Regions from separate parts of the Homo sapiens genome. Here region 2 is linked to region 1. Evidence: chromatin loops called from intact Hi-C (ENCODE). Cell type or tissue: heart right ventricle. All regions are shown on one strand. Links, peaks and the distances in the headings refer to the core of each region. The heading gives the core; the rest is flanking DNA.

What was found. Hi-C counts contacts between places; a loop is a spot of excess contacts. Peaks named below come from ENCODE experiments on the same cell type or tissue, not always from the same donor. Only the 100,000 strongest peaks of a DNase experiment are listed, where the experiment ranks them.
Region 2: it touches region 1 in a loop (5-fold over the local background); 1 of 110 quality-filtered maps calls a loop at or near these places.

The regions. Positions count from the first base shown.
Region 1 is chr3:155,348,233-155,356,565 of GRCh38, forward strand. No RefSeq gene overlaps it. Among named protein-coding and RNA genes, the nearest start is that of STRIT1, 59 kb to the left of the region's middle. In heart right ventricle, for the core only: a CTCF peak has its summit at 4,859 (motif pointing right); no DNase peak of the experiment used is centred there.
Region 2 is chr3:155,661,072-155,669,404 of GRCh38, forward strand. All of the region lies in intron 2 of PLCH1 (phospholipase C eta 1), which reads right to left. Among named protein-coding and RNA genes, the nearest start is that of PLCH1, 80 kb to the right of the region's middle. In heart right ventricle, for the core only: no CTCF peak of the experiment used is centred there; a DNase peak (open chromatin) is centred at 4,130; H3K27ac peaks cover 662 bases.

The DNA.
Region 1 (8,333 bases), core at 2,492-6,491:
GAGAGCAAAGCCTCAATGTAGCCCTGGGTAGCAAGCCCCTTCTGTCTTCAAGGCCCTAACCTTCTGAGCCTGTGATTAGAAGGGCAGCCTCAAAGATCTCTGAAATTCCCCAGAGTCATTCTCCCACTGTCCTGATGAAAACATTCGAACCACAGCAACCCTTTATCAAATATATGATTGACAAATATTCTCTCCCATTCAGTAGGTGCCTATTCATTTTGCTGATTGTTTCCTTGGCTGTGCAGAAGCTTGTTAGTTTGATGTAGTCCCAATTGCTTATTTTTGCTTTACTTACATGTGCTTTTGGTGTCATATTCAAAAAGATTATCAATATCAATGTCAAAGAGCTTTTTCCCTATGTTTTCTTCTCAAAGTTTTATAGTTTCAGGTTTTACATTTAAGTTTTTAATCTATTTTGGGTTAATTTTTTATATGGTATAAGATAAGGATCCAATATCATGCTTTTACATGTGTGTGATATTTGCTTTATATAGTTAGATGCTTTCCAATGTTAAGTGCATATATTTTTACAATTTTTATATTCTCTTGATGAATCTGTCCCTTGTATCATTACATAATGACCTTCTTTATCTCCTGTGACAGATTTTGAATAAAAGTCTATTTTGTCTGATATAAGTTTAGCCACCTTAACTCTCTTTTTGTTGCCATTTGCATGAAATATCTTTTGCTGTCTCTTCACTTTTATCTTATTTGTGTCCTTAAAGTTAAAGTGAGTCTCTTACAGTTGACATATATTGGTAGATCTTATTTTTTTTAAAATCCATTCAGCTACTCTGTCTTTTTTGATTTGAGAACTTAATGCATTTACATTTAAAATAATTATTAATAGGTAAGTAATTCCTATTACCATCTTTTTCTGACTTTTTTTTGTACTACCTTTGTTTCCTTCTTCCTTTCTTGCTGTTTTCCTGTCTGATTTGTGGATATTTTTTGTAGTAGTATGCTTTAATTTCTTTCTCTTTCTCTTTTCTGTATCTACTACATGTTTTTTTCTTTGTCATTACCAAGAGGCTTACATAAAATATCTTATAGTCATAACAGTTTATTTTAAGCTAATAATTACTCCAGTTCAGTTGCCTATAAAAATTCTACACACTTACTTCTTCTATGCACACATTTTGTGCATAGACACATTTTGATGTCACACTTTAAATCTTTTTATATTAAGTATTCATTAACAAACTATTGTAGCAATAGTTATTTTTAAAACGTTTTAAATTTTTATACTAGAGTTAAAAGTGACTCATGTATCAACATTACAGTATTAGAGTATGTAACAACAATACATTTAAGTTTAACAGAGAGTTTTTAACTTTCATATATTTTCATTGCTGTTATTTAACATTCTTTTGTTTTGACTTAAAGATGTTCCTTTGTCATTTTGTATAAGGCAGGCCTAGTGGTGATGAACCCCCTACAAACAACAAATGTTTATTTGTCACAGTTTTGGAGTCTCAGAAGTCCAAGAGCAAAGCCCTGGCAGACTCAGTGTCTAGTGAGCTCCTTATTCTTGGTTCATAGACGGCACCTTCTTGCCATCTATGAATGGAGAAAGGGATGAATGGAGAGGGATGGAGAAAGGGATGAATGATCTCTCTTGGGCCTCTTTTATAAAGACACTAACCCCATTCATGAGAGCTCTGCCCTGATGACCTAATCAGTTCCTAAATACCCCACCTCCTAATGCAATTATCTGGGGGTTAGGATTTCAACATATTAATCGGTGGGGGGGGGGGACACATTCAGATTATACAGACTATTAAAAATAATGCTGTAATAAACATTCATGCACAAGTTTTTCTGTGGACATATGTTTCCATTTCTCTTGGGTATATACCTAGGAGTAGAATTTCTGGGTCATATTGTAACTCTGTATTTAATCATTTGAGAAAGTACCAGACTGTTTTCCAAAATGGCTGCACCATTCTACAGTCCCACCAACAGTATATGCAAGTTCTGATCTCTCCACATCCTCACCAATGCTTGTTATTATTTGACTTTTTAATTTTAGTTATCCATAGCTATGAAGTACTGTCTCTTGGTTTTTTATTTGCATTTTCCTAATGGCTAATTATGTCAAGCATCTTTTCATGTGCTTATTCACCATTTATATATCTTCCTTGGAGAAATGTCTATTCAGATTCTTTGTCCATTTTTAATTGGATTATTCAATTTTTCATTATTGAGTTTTACAAGTTCTTTATATATTGTGGATACCTAACCCTTATGAGATATATGACTTGCAATCTTGGAAGTATTTTCTCTCATTCTGTGGGTTTCCATTTCACTTTCTTGATGGTGACCTTTGAAACACAAAAGTTTTAAATTTTGATGAAGTCCTATTTATCTATTTTTTCCTTGATTGCCTGTGTTTTTGGTGTCAGATTTAAGAATCCTTTGCCAAATCCAAGGTCATGAAGGTCTTCTTCTAAGAGTTTTATAGTGTTAGCATTTATATTTTGGTGTTTGATTCATTGTGAGTCAATTTTGTGTATGGTATGAGGTAAGAGTTCAACTTCTGTATTTTGCACGTGGCTCTCTGGTTGTCCCAACTCCTTTCATTGAAATGAATTTTTTTTCCCCACTGAATGGTCTTGGCATCTTTCTCAAAAATTAGTTAGATGTATGGGCTTATTTCTGGATTCTCAATTTTATTTTAGTAATCTGTATATCTGTCCTTGTGTCATTACCACATTGTCTTGATTACCATTGTTTTGTAGTAATTTTGAATTCAGGAAATACGAGTCTTCCAACTTTGTTTTTTTACAAGATTGTTTTGTATATTCTGGTTTCTTTACAATTCCATATGAATTTTAAAATTATCTTGCCCATTTCTACAAAGAATTTGACTTTTTTTTTTTTTTTTTTTGACGGAGTCTCACTTTGTTGCACAGGCTGGAGTGCAGTGGTGCAATCTTGGCTCAATGCAAGTTCTGCCTTGGTTTCAAGAGATTCTTGTACTTCAGCCTCTGGAGTAGCTGAGACTACAAGTGTGCACCACAATGCTCGGCTAATTTTTGTATTTTTTTAGTAGAGATGGATGTTGCCATGTTGGCCAGGATGGTCTCGAACTCCTGACCTCAAGTGATCCTCCTGCCTAGGCCTCCCAAAGTGCTGGGATTATAGGCGTTAGCCACCATGCCCAGCCAGAATTTGACTTCTTTCCTGAAATAAATAAGTAGCTAATAAAATGCATTCCACCTTAACACTTGAAAGATATTTTAGGCCAGGTATGGTGGCTCACACCTATAGTCTCAACACTCTGAGAGGCCGAGGTGGGAGGATTGCTTGAGCTATGGAGTTTGAGACCAGCCTGGACAGCATAGTGAGACCCCCATCTACAAAACAAAACAAAACAAGATAGCTGGGCATGGTAGTTTGCACCTGTGATCATAGCTACTCAGGAGGCTGAGGTGGGAGGATAGCTTGAGCCCAGGAGTTCAAGGCTACAAGTGAGCTATGATCATGCCACTGCACTCCAGCCTGTGCAACAGAGCAAGACCCTGTTTCCAAAAAAAAAAAAAAGGCAAAAAAGACACACACCATATTTTAAAGTCAGGCAATTAGGCAGAGCAGATACTTAATATATTTAGCAAGAGCACATAAGAAAATGGAAAACATTTTTAAAATCTGTCAGCCAGGCAGTATTATCAGAAAATTCAACCTTGTTTGTGTTCCTGAAAAAGGAATTAACTCTTAGACAATAAAGGAAGCATATCCAGGTCCTAGGTTAAATAATGGGAATGATTTCTACTATGTTAATGAGGAGATACTCATCACTTACTCCGATGCCCTAAATCCAGTCTTCCTACATAGGTCTAATACATGTAGAGTGGATAGCTCATTTAGAAATGCTTACTCTCCTTGCTGGTTGGTGAAAAGGGTCTTAGAGTAATGATTGGGCTTATTTTGTTTGGGTTTTTTAAATTTAGTGTAGTAAATTTGCATTCCAAAAAGAGAACACTAAGTTTTGAAGAGGCTGATAGCTTTAGAAAATTAATGTTTTCTTGGCTTCTGACTGAGCTGGTTTATATCAATTTTGTATAAATATGTATTATAGTTGGGTAAAATATTAATATGTCCTGAAAGGAAGGTCTCTAAATACTAAACGAGTTTTTCCTAGCTCATTTTACTCAGAAATTTCCAGAAACACTAAATTCTAAAATATCTCAATGATATACCTTGCTTTTTTTTTAGTATCAGTGAAAGCATTCAACTATAGTCTAACCCCTCTCTTCATTCCACAACATGTACCCAAACAGTAATTCCTCAAAGGATGAAAGTAATCCATGTACATAAAAACCAATGAGAATAGAAGAGGTTTATGTCATCTATTCAATAAAAAATCACAAATGTAAATGGTTGTTTTGATTATTTCTATTCTTTTCCTCTAAATTCTTATTCCAAGAATACATTTACTTCGATACAGAAAGTGGACATTTATTCTTGCAGCCTTAGAATCACTTTTACTTTTTCTCCAGGAAAGTAAAACTGCAAGTGATTTCTGCTTTTTGCAAGAGTAGTTTTCTGACAATAAGTGTAAAACACGTTTGACTTTTTATTTTATGCTCCTCACCAGGGCTGGACATTTATGACCAAGACATGCTACAAGGCTACAATGACAGCTCACCCTGTAGCCACTTAAATCAGCAGCAACATAACGTTGACAAATGATTCTAATCATTCCAAGTCACTAACACAGATATTAGCACAAATAGATGCTTAAGGAAGATTCTACTGCAGATTTTTCTGTCGATACTCTTCAAGGAGCAGGTAGAGACTACTCAAATCATACATTTAGCCATTTCCAAAAATAACTAGCATTTCTCTCATTTTATGCCACTAGATGGCACAGCTATACCTAAATAAACCAAGGAATTTGTATAAAGGAGGAAATTGAATCTCAGGTTAAAATAAGCCTTGTCGAGTTGACACATCCATGACATCTGAAACACAAAAAAATGGGGAGTGCTGGAAAACCATGATCCCTTTGACTATTAGAAAATGATTTGGGAAATTATAATTTGGAGCCATAGTACAGTTTATTCATTTCCTAGGGCTTGTTACATTACTACGAGTGGCTTAAAACGCAAAAATTCATTATCTCACAGTTTGGAGGCTAGAAGCCAGAAACCAAGGTGGTTTTGTTTTGTTTTGTTTTATTTTGTTTTGTTTTTACTTCCTGAGGCTTTACAAAAGAATCTGTTCCATACCCCTAATTGGGTGCAGGACACGCTGCTTCCAAATATGGCACCTTGGCATTTGAGAAAACAGCAGAAACAGGAAAGTCACTCTTACATTCCCACTTTCTCCCTGAGGCAGATCATAAGAGCCCAGTTTGAGAGATGCCCTCCTTATACCCAGAAGAAAGAAAAGTCCTTATCTCTGAAGACACAGGAACACAGAGAAGAATCTGAACAAATGGGTTTTGCTAAGTTTTCCCCCAATTTATCATCCTTAGATGGCACGTTTTTATCCAACCGTACTTCTCTACTACTGTCTACTTCTCCAACAACTTAGCATTAAAAATAACCTGTTTATTTGGGCCTTTATTTCTTAATGCTCCTGTGCCATGTAAAGCTCATATCAAATTAGTGTGTATCCTTTTCTCTTGTTCATCTGTCTTTTGTTATAGGGTCTTCAGCCATGAAGCAAGCAATTGGCAAAGAAAAGCAATCTTTTTTCCCCTTCTTCTAGCTTCCGGTCATTTCCAGTAATCCTTGGCATTCCTTGGCTTGTAGACCCATCACTCCAATCTGCCTCTGTCTTCATGTGCTATTCTCCTTCATGTGTCTTTATGTCACCACATAGCCTTCTTACAAGGACACCAGCCATTGTGTTTAAAGCCTACTCTAATCTAGTATGACTTCATGTTAACTAATTATATTTGCAATGACCTTATTTCCAAATAAGGTCACATTCTGACGTTCCAGCTGGACATGAGTTTGGGGTAACACCATCCTGTTCAGTACTCAGTGCAACACCCAAGCTGTGTAGACAGGTTTGGAGCCTGGCTGCATCAGTGCTGAGCAGTGAGACTCATGGACAAGTTACGTAACCTGCCTAAGCACTATGTTTTCATCTTAAAAAATAAATAATAATAGAAAAATAATAATAATAGTAACAATATTTGCCTTGTAGCACTGTTGTGAGAATTAAATGAGGTAATGCTTGCAATGAGCTTAGTGTCAGACACATAGTAAGTGCTCAATAAGTATTAGTTATTATTATTGTTATTGTTACTGCAATTCAAAAACAAGGATTCTTGCCCTATGTTTCACACCAGAGCCTGAAATAGAAAGCTCCCTAGTAGTATATCCAAATTTTGATTAAATGATGAAGAGGGAAAAATGCATCTCCTGAAAAACAGTCTTCTGTTTCTGTACCTTTTCTCCTCCAGGAAAGGACACTAGAGCCCCTGTGTCTTCATTTTTTTTCTATCATGTATACCTTAATTTTACTGGGTCTATTTTCCAAAAAGGATTTCCAATGGTAATGTCCTTGTGTTCTCTCCCTGCCTCCTCTGGTTCTGAACATGCCATAGGAAAGGTCTTTACCCAGAAGATCTGAGGAACAAAGTTCAGCAGTGTTTCAGTAAGTGGGTGACAAGGGAAGGACAAAGTGCAGCTGGCTGTCCAACCTGATGCAGAACCAGCTCAGGACAGACAAGCCAAGTCTTGCCCAAGGACATGGAAGGGGAGGAATGGGCTGGGGCTTGAGCAGGACAGGAGAGGTTGTGACAAAACAATCACCCTTAGGGGCTGAAACCAGAAGTGGATCTGGTGGACAAAAGTAATGCTTCAGAGGAAGGAGCCCTCCAAGGCCCTCCGGAAGAATGGAGGTTAGGGACAACCTGAGAATCAGCCAGTTGGAAGGAGCATGGCTTTCAGAAAGAAATGGGTACTAAAGAAGCAATAAGTGATAAGTAAAGTCTCTTTCCAGAGCCCCCAGGATCAGTGGAGACCCAGGCTCTGAGACTCTCCATGCAGACGCCCCGTGGACACCTCTACTTTCATACCTTTAAAGCAGACCCATCTGCCCTACCCTCAGAGATCTGCTCGGGTTCTGCTTCCCTTTCTCAGAGAAGTTCTCACCAAGTCCCCAGGCTCACCAGCCAGAAGCCAGGGGTCATCTAGGACCCATCCCTTGTCCTCATGTCCCATGTCCTGTGGGTTTGACAACTTCTGAGTTGGTTGAATCCATCACCTCTGCCTCTGCCTCTTCCCCGTTGCCTGCAGAATACAGTCTTGGGCATAGAACACAAGGCTTCCATACTCTGAGCCCTGTCTACCTTTCCAATTCCACGTTCCTGTTTCTCCACAGCCCCATCAAACTCCCTCTGTGGTGAACATAAGTGATTGCTGAGTGAATACATGAAAGAATAAATGCATCATTACAAACAGGAAGAGTTTTGACATTTCCTAAGGGGTAAGATATATGTTTACGAATATTTTGCTGTCAAATTCTACCTTTTAATAAAAGACTGTGGGGTTTTCTTATTAGATGGACAGTTCATTGTGAATTGAAAGTGGTCCTATCCACTGTGAGAGTACAGATTGCATCTTTTTCAGCCCTCACATAATAATATTTTCAATATTATTTATTGAATGGCGAGATCTAAACTCTCAGGAGGTAGGGACTTCAAGTTTTCCTCCAAGGCTGCGTCTTTGGCTTGGGTCCTGATAATCATCTTATATGTGGTAGAAGCAGAAATGACTAATATGGATTAATACTCCCTGCTCCTACAGGAAGGTGCCCAAGGCAGGCAACTCTAACCTAGTGGCAGGAGCTAGGAGAAGGAACTGAGGGCCAGAACAGAAACAACACGTGAAGGAAGGAGACAGGCAGGGAGCAGGTGGGGAGCTAAGAGAGCTAAAGTTGATGCATGGATAGATAGAGTCTGTGGCAAAAGCCCAAGAAGCAAATATCAGATGGGATAAGTCAGGTAAGATATTAAGACATCAGAGGCTAGGTGTGGTGGCTCATGTCTGTAATACCAGAACTTTGGGAGGCTGAGGTAGTCAGATTGCTTAAGCCCAGGAGTTTGAGACCAGCCTGGGCAACACAGCAAAACACCATCTCTACAAAAAATACAAAAAAATTAGCCAGGTTTGGTGACACATGCCTGTAGTCCCAGCTACTCAAGAGGCTGCGGTTGGAAGATTGCTTGAGCCCAAGAGGTCGAGGCTGCAGTGAGCCATGATTGCACCACTGCATTCCAGCCTGGGTGACAGGGCGAGACCCTGTCTTCTGGGGAGTGGGGAAGGGCAGAAGACCTCAGAAAGAAGTTAAGGTGCTGGACTCCACAAGGC
Region 2 (8,333 bases), core at 1,837-5,836, 310 kb after region 1:
CAAATACCATATATGATACCTTCCCTGGTGGTCTAGTGGTTAGGATTCGGCACTCTCATATACCATATAAGAGGCAAACAATCAACTTTTTCAACAACTTTGTAGTTCACATAGCACAACCTTATTGATTTTTGGCTAAGGCAATGAAAGGGTTCTGTGCTCAGACCAGAGAGATAGAGAGCAGGGAGAGAGAGAGAGGTTGAACAGAGCACTGAGTCCAGGGTTACTTACACTGGGTCACAGAGCAACCCTAGCTGGAGGGTAACAAGGCATATTTTGATTAGCCCATCTATAAGCCAGGTTCTGAAGACACACTGAACCCAGGAGGGAGTCTCAAAGGCTACTGGCTCTTTATCAAAGCCAACTCATAGCTCAGATTCTGAGCCTTGGTTCTAATTGCTAGCATCCCATCCCCCCATACCTGAACCTTTCACTTGCCTTACCAAATCCTTCAGTGCCTTCATTTCCTTCTGTCACTCATAAAAAGAACAAGCTTTGAAGCAGAAATGTTTGGGGGAAAAACAGCAACCTGTACCAGCTATAAAATAAACACATCTCCAGACCTCTGAATAAAGAAGGGGAAAAAAAGTGTCTGGCAGGGTCTCTCCCCCTTTCCTCTCTGATACTAGATTTTTATTTCCCACCTCATTCATATAAAAAAGATAACCCACAGAGTTATGCACCAAACTGTGAGCAAAAATGAATACAGTTAGGGTTGTGGTCTGCTCTCTGTTCATTTGGTAATTTCCATAAGCAAGCTCAGAGCACTCAGGTAGTTAGTTTTCTTTTCTAAAGCTAAGGAGCTAATCTTAAGCAAATAGGCACTTCCTACTTCTTCAAGCATTTGACTCAACTAGAGACAGTACATAAACACAGTGTTTGGTAATGTTGTAATGGTATCTGATAACACTCTAGAAACACCTCTTAATGAATCAGCAGAATCTACCTGAGTTAGGGCTGTCACCTTCCATATTCTGGTTAGGGGCCCATCACCCACATAGTTCAATGAAAGGCCTTGAAGGTATTGCTTTAACAAGCTCATGATGAGGACACTCACTAGAACTAGAGAAGCTATTGCCATGATCTGAAAACTGTATATGAGCTAGGCACGGTGGCTCTTGCCTATAATCCAACACTTTGGGAGGCCAAGGTGGGAGAATCCTTTGAGGCCAAGAGTTCAAGATCAGCCTTAGCAACAGACTGAGACCCTGTCTGCACACACACAAAAAAAATATTTAATTAAAAAATTAGCTAGTCATAGTGGTGCACACCTGTAGTTCCAGCTACTTGGGTGGCTGAAGTAGGAGAATAGTTTGAGCCCAGGAGTTAGAGGTGGCAGTGAGCTATAATCGCACCACTGCACTCCAGCCTAGGTGACAGAGTGACACCGTCTCTAAAAAAAAATTAAAAATAAAAATAAAACCTATATATGTATATATACAAGTTTTTTTTTTTTAATCTTAAGCCTAAAATAAGAGACTAAAATAAGAGGCCAAAGAGAATGGAGACACATTGCAACCAAATACCCCCAGCCCCAGTGGGATCTCTAAATTTTTCTTAGATTATTATTGCCTTTCAGGTTTATGTATTTCTTTTTTTGTTTTGTTTTTTTAGATGGAGTCTCACTCTGTCGTCCTGACTGGAGTGCAGTGGCGCAATCTCAGCTCACTGCAACCTCCACCTCCCAGGTTCAAGTGATTCTCATCCCTCAGCCTCCAAGTAGCTGGGATTACAGGCGACAACCACCACGCCCGGCTACTTTTTGTATTTTTAGTAGAGATGGGGTTTCGCCATGTTGGCCAGGCTGGTCTTGAACTCCTGACCTCAGGTAATCCGCCCACCTTGGCCTCCCAAAATTCTGGGATTACAGACTGGAGCCACCACTCCCAGTTCAGGTTTATGTATTTCTTACCTTTCTTCTTTTTTGGCTATAATTTAAAAAAGTATTAAATCTTTTCTTCTGATTGAAAAATCTCCAATGTTTTATAAATAAACAATCATGGTGTGCCAGCTCCATCGTAGGACACTAGTGCAGATTATAAGGATGCCAAGTGGAATGAGACACTGTCCCTGTTATGTAAATCTCCTAGGAGAAACACACTCTGATATTTTCAATAGTTAAATTCTAGAAAGGTTTTCTGGCTAAGTTCATATCTTGTGTTTTCTACATCCTCTTAAAATCTTACTATTTAAAATATAAAGACAAAAGAGCAATCTACAAAAATCTATGTATATCTCTTTTGTAACCTGTGATTTAATCAATTTAGACAACTGCCTTTGGTTAGATTTGGGTAACTAAGAATATGCATGGAGAAGCAAATCCTGACCTAATTCTATCACTAACTAACTGCTGAAACCTTTTGCTCTCTTTCCGCTTTTGCTCCTTTCTCCCACTTTCCATAAGCCAGTCAAAGTATTCAAGCTCCACATTATTCTAGCTGTAGAGACTTCTGCTCCAGATATTAATGTCTATAAAAATATTATCTCCCAGCAAAACCTTCCCTGTCTCTCAAAAGTAGGAAACATTTACCCATTCCTTTTGTATCTTCTCCCACTTAGTTGTGTGTGCCTCACGCAGGGGCTATGGCTTATTTACCCAGCTATCCTTTGCACACAGTATAATGCAAGATGCATAACAGCTACTAAGCAGTCAATAAACATTAGCTCCATGAACTTCCCCTCCAACATTTAGCTTAATATCTCTACATGCTAAATGCTGAATTTGTACTGATTGGCTGATATAAACTCTTAATTTGCCAATCATTAGAGGAAAAGCATTACTATCAAGTTTGCACCACTATTGTTTAGGCTATTATGTCTTCAAACTATTATAGCAAAATTCAGGCTATGCAACAAGCAGAAGCAAACATTAATGAGACAGTGCACTTGTGATACCAAAGCATTCCTCAGCCAACTGTCTTTTACTCTGCCTTTTACTCCCTGCTATAATCATTCAGTTAATATTTGCTAACCGATGAGTTGAATAGTGATGCATCATAAACAGTCTGATGACAGTACCAATTATAAAGACAAGAAAGGACCATGTGTTTATGTTCAGAAAAGAAACTGGCAAAGGCAGCATAGTAGAGGGGATTCAGCTGGGACTGAACTCAGGGTGCCTGATTATCTTGGCTAGTTCGCTATTCCACAAGTGTAAAGAAACCTATGGTGCTCATCCACCCTAGTGGAAAAGCATCTTTCCTACTGAAATTACCTTCCAGCTGCATAATGTCTGAACTATAGGGCTCTAAAAAGAGATTTCAACCCTTCGGTCAAGACTCCCTGAGCACCTGCTGTAACTCAGGTTCTATAATAAACAATAAAAGAATAAGATCTCAGACACTCACAGTCTAGTCTAAATGCTGGCAAACATTTTTTGTATAAAGCCAGATAGTAAATGTTTTAGGCTGTGTGGTCCATACAGCCTCTGTGGCAATCACTTTTGCATGCAGAGCAAAAGCAGCGTTAGAAAATATGTACACTATTAAATATGGCTATGTTTGGGTTGTAGTCTGCTTTATATACAAAATCAGGCAACTGACTGAATTTGGCCCACAGGGCGTAGTTTGCCAACTCTTGGTATTCAGGTACATTTTTTTAAATTGCAAAACAGTGAGCTGTATGTTGATGAAAGCTTCCCCTTGCATTTGCATAACATTTCATAATTTATGAAGCTATTTCATATATATTAGCTCAAAATTTAATCCCTCATACCAACCCTTTAAAATAGGTAGGTCTTATTATCTTCATTTTATAAATAAGAAAACTAAGGCTCAAATAAATTAATTTCCTTAAGTCATCATATAGGTAGAGATGGAGCTAAGATTTGAGCTTCCACCTTACAGGCGTAGATTACTAAATGCTCACCAAAACTTACTTCCTCTTCCTCCAGTGCACACAGACCGACTGCATTTTCCAGACTCCTTTGCAGTTGGGTGTGGCCATGTGATTAGGTTCTGGCCAGTGGAATTTGGGCATTGCCCTTTAAAACTTCCTCATAAAAACTGGCTAACATGATCCTCTGCTTTCTTTTCTCCTTCCATTTGGCCAGAGGAGGTACTCCTAGGGTAATCTTTTGGGTAACATGTTGACAACAGCAGAACCACAAGACAGAAGCAGCCTGGGCCGCTGAATCATCTCTTGGAAGAGAGCCACTCAAGCAGGAACACTTGTATTAGACTGGGAAAGCAGTAAGAAATGTGTATTAAGCCACTGAGATAGCTTTATCTGCATATTACTTTAGCTAATAGAGCCTGTGCCCAGGTCCAGTGTTGTTTGCATTCAACTATAGCCAAGATGCAAAGGATGAGTTTACCAGGCCAATGAGACAGAAGAGATCATATTTCAGAAGGGGACATTCAGGCAAAGCAAAGAGTGCTTTCAAGAAAGAAGAAATTGTTCTACATGGTTAAATAGTAAACTAGCAAGGTAGTGGAAGGAGAGGAGGCAAAGATAAGCACTGGGAAAGACCTGTGCCAACACTGCGGTAAAAGGACTTGGAGAGAACAAGAGACAGCAATTAGATCTGCCTCTAGCACACTCAATCTAAGGAAGAAGAGGCTGGAGGCAGGGAGACCACCCCTAGAGTCTGATCAGCCCCGGCCTCACCAGAGCAGAGCTGTGAGCCGGCAAAATATTTTCTTTATGTACCCTGATTTTTAAATAAATCTGATTTTTTCCAATTATAAATGTAATATATGATAATTACAAATGTATAAAGAAGTATGAAGAAGAAAATAAATCACAAATAATCTCATACTCAAAGATAACCAGTATTAATATTTCAGAGCATAAACTTCTGAGCTCATTTTACCTTTCTCTTTAGCAGATATGTTTAGGCATGAAGAAAAATGGAAATGTAAGATAATATTTTCAATTGACTATAACTATCAGCATCTTCTCATATCAATCACCATAGATATTCACATACTATTAGTAGCCTTGTGCACACAGTATAGATGTGCTATCATTTTTTAAAATCAATTGTCTACTAGTATATATTTAGGTTGCTCCCTTTTTCTTGCTATTACAAAAATTATTGCAATAAACTTACTTATACATTTATCTTCGTGCAAATGTACAAGCAATTTGACAGGACTAATTTCTGAGCCAAAGAGTTTTTCTACTGTCAAATTGCCCTCCAGAGAGATGGTACTAATTCAGATTCCCACTAGTGGTGTATAAAAGTGCCAATTTTCCCACACTTTTGGTGACATTGAATGTCATCTTTTTTTTCCTTTTAATTCTTTGGCAATCTGGTAAGGCAAAAACATATATATCTATCTCATTCTTTTAATTTTTGAAAACACAGTTACTCAAGTTTTTAGTTCTCTTCTTTGTATTTTAAAATATTCTCTCTGGTCTATGGATGATCCTAAACATATATTTATTATCTTTAAAGTTACAGTGTGTTTAATTTATACAACTGGGCTAAGTGAATAGAAGCAGAGTCATTTTTGGATTTGAAAGACTTAGTGTGAAAGAAGTTAACACAAATAATCACATGTTAATTCTCCTCAAGGGGTATCAAGGATGGTGGGTGAATTAGCATTGTCAGAATTGAGTAGATAATCTATTTCTGCTTTTATGTGCTCTAAATAACAAGCCAGGTACTCATTAAAATTAGCTAAGGATTTGTTTAAGTTATTGCTTCTTTGGTGTTTTTCACACCTTTATCATATGCTTGACTTATCTTTGGTTTTGGTTATATACTAGCTAGGGCAAAGGGTAAATATACAAGGAAGCTTAGAGAAAAAATATAAGTAGAAAACTAATATAGGTTGTCAAACCTGAGAAAAAGGAAATGATGAGACACAGATGAGGTGTGTGTGTGTGTGTGTGTGTGTGTGTGTGTGTGTGCATGTGTGTGTAAGACAGATACTAAAATGAGCAGGCATGTATTATTAGGACATATATTCCAAGGTAACATTTATTAAAGGCCTATGTACCAAGCACTGGACAAGACTTGTTATCCACATTATTTTATCTGATCCTCACAACTCTTTGAAGTGCACAGAATCCATATTTTTTAAATGAAAATGCCCAAAATCCATATTTTTAAATTGTGTGCCAGAGAAATTGACCAAGGGATTAGCCAAAAGCTCAGCCACTATTAGAACTTTCGCTTGTCTTTTGCTATAATTTTATTCCAAATTCCATACTCTCCCCCACTGTACACTAAAAAAATCCTGGATTAGAATTTCCAGTGCTCTCCCTGACACCAGTGTTCCTCTTCTCTCATGTAGGGGTACAAAGAAACAAATAAATGATAAAGTAAAAAGGGGAATGGGTTGCATGTGAGAATAAGGGATGGTCCCAGCAACTTTAATAAAGGAATAAGAAAATAAATTATCTATTGAGTATATGAGAAATTAAATTGAAGGGAATGTAACCTTAGAATAGTGTCAGAAAAGTCAGGAATAAATAAGTTCAGGATAAAGAAGTAGCACAATAAAATAATGGCATGAAAAAACACACATATTTGTAAAATGAAAATATTTCTAAAATGAAAAATAATAACTAGAAACCACATAATTATAAAACTGATTGGCTCAACTGAGAAATATTATGTCCAGCCCCTTAATCTTAACCTGCTGTTAAAGGAACACTTTCTCCATTGTGTTAATATTCTTAATAATCACATGCCAACTTCCCCACCACTTTTTAAATGCAGTAACCAAAACTGAACCCTTTCATCAAAAGAGTCACGTTGGCCAAGCGCGATGGCACATGCCTGTAATCCCAGCACTTTGGGAGGCTGAGGGGGGTGGATCACCTGAAGTCAAGAGTTCAAGACCAGCCTGGCCAACATGGCGAAACCCCATCTCTACTTAAAAAAAAAAAAAAAAAAAAAAAATACAAAAATTAGCCAGGAGTGGTGGCGTGTGCCTGTAATCCCAGCTACTCAGGAGGCTAAGGCAGGATAATTGCTTGAACCCAGGAGGCAGAGCTTGCAATGAGCCAAGTTTGCACCACTGCACTCCAGCCTGGGTGACAGAGCAAGACTCCATCTCAAAAAAAAAAAAAAAAAAAAAAAGAGTCACATCACCCAGCAAATACAAAGAGAATGCTAGTCAGGAACTGCTAACACTATTTGCAGTAACAATCAACAAGTTGAGAACTTTCATCTGTTTGTTGCTCTCTGTGAACCTCATCGGGGCTTCTGCCAAGCCTGCCAATATTTGCTTCACTTTGCTTTGTTTCTGTTCTTAATAACACTTACCCGAGCTTAGAACAAGAAAAAGCACTGGACTTAGAAAGATCCCCTAGCCCAACACAAGAGGTAGACAACTGACTCCAAGGTCTGACAGTTAATTCAGGTCAAAGCCAGATACAATCAACCATTGATTCTTATCTTCGTGGGCATGCATGGGGTTTTATAAACCAAATATATTCTAAATTGTATTTCTATGTAAAAAATAAGACGAATTGAGAAAACTAGGGAAAAGATGTCTAAAAACAGAAAGGACAACTGTGGAGAGATTACAACAAATAGGAGAGGGTGAGGGTTCAGAGGGGAAAATAAGAAACGTGAGCCTAGGCTGGGTGCGGTGGCTCACACCTGTAATCCCAGCACTTTGGGAGGCCAAGGCGGACAGATCACCTGAGGTCGGGAGTTCAAGACCAGCCTGGCCAACATGGTGAAACCTTGTCTCTACTAAAAATACAAAAATTAGCCAGGTATGGTGGCACACGCCTGTAATCCTGCTACTTAGGAAGCTGAGGCAGGAGAATTGCCTGAGCCCAGGAGACAGAGGTTGCAGTGAGCCAAGATCACGCCACTGCACTCCTGCCTGAACCTCAGAGAGAGACTCAGTCTAAAAGAAAAAGAAAAAGAAAAGCGAGACTAAAGAGTAGAATGGGATGGCTTCATTCTTCATCCATTGTATTCTTCCTTTGTCCCCTTGTGCATAACTGGGGACATAAATGGTGTAACTCCTTTCTGTTTACATGTGTGTGTGCATGTATGTACTACATGTACTGACATCTCTGGAAAAACACAAATCCACATGCCAAAATATCAACCACAGTTATGCCCGAGGAGTGGGCATCACCACTTGCTTTCATCCACTACTTCTTCAGAAAAAAAAAAAAAGGCATACATTTGTGGTCAAAAACAGTAAGTAGTAATGAGAGAATATGAAATAAGTTGAGAATGACTATACACAAAGATTAAATAGAGAACTGGCTAAGCACATTTTTTTAAATAAAATAAGAAACTTGAAGGCCAGGCACAATGGCTCATGCCTGTAATCCCAGCATTCTGGGAGGCTAATGCAGGAAGATCACTTCAAGCCAGGAGTTCAAAACCAGCATGGGCAACATACTGAGAC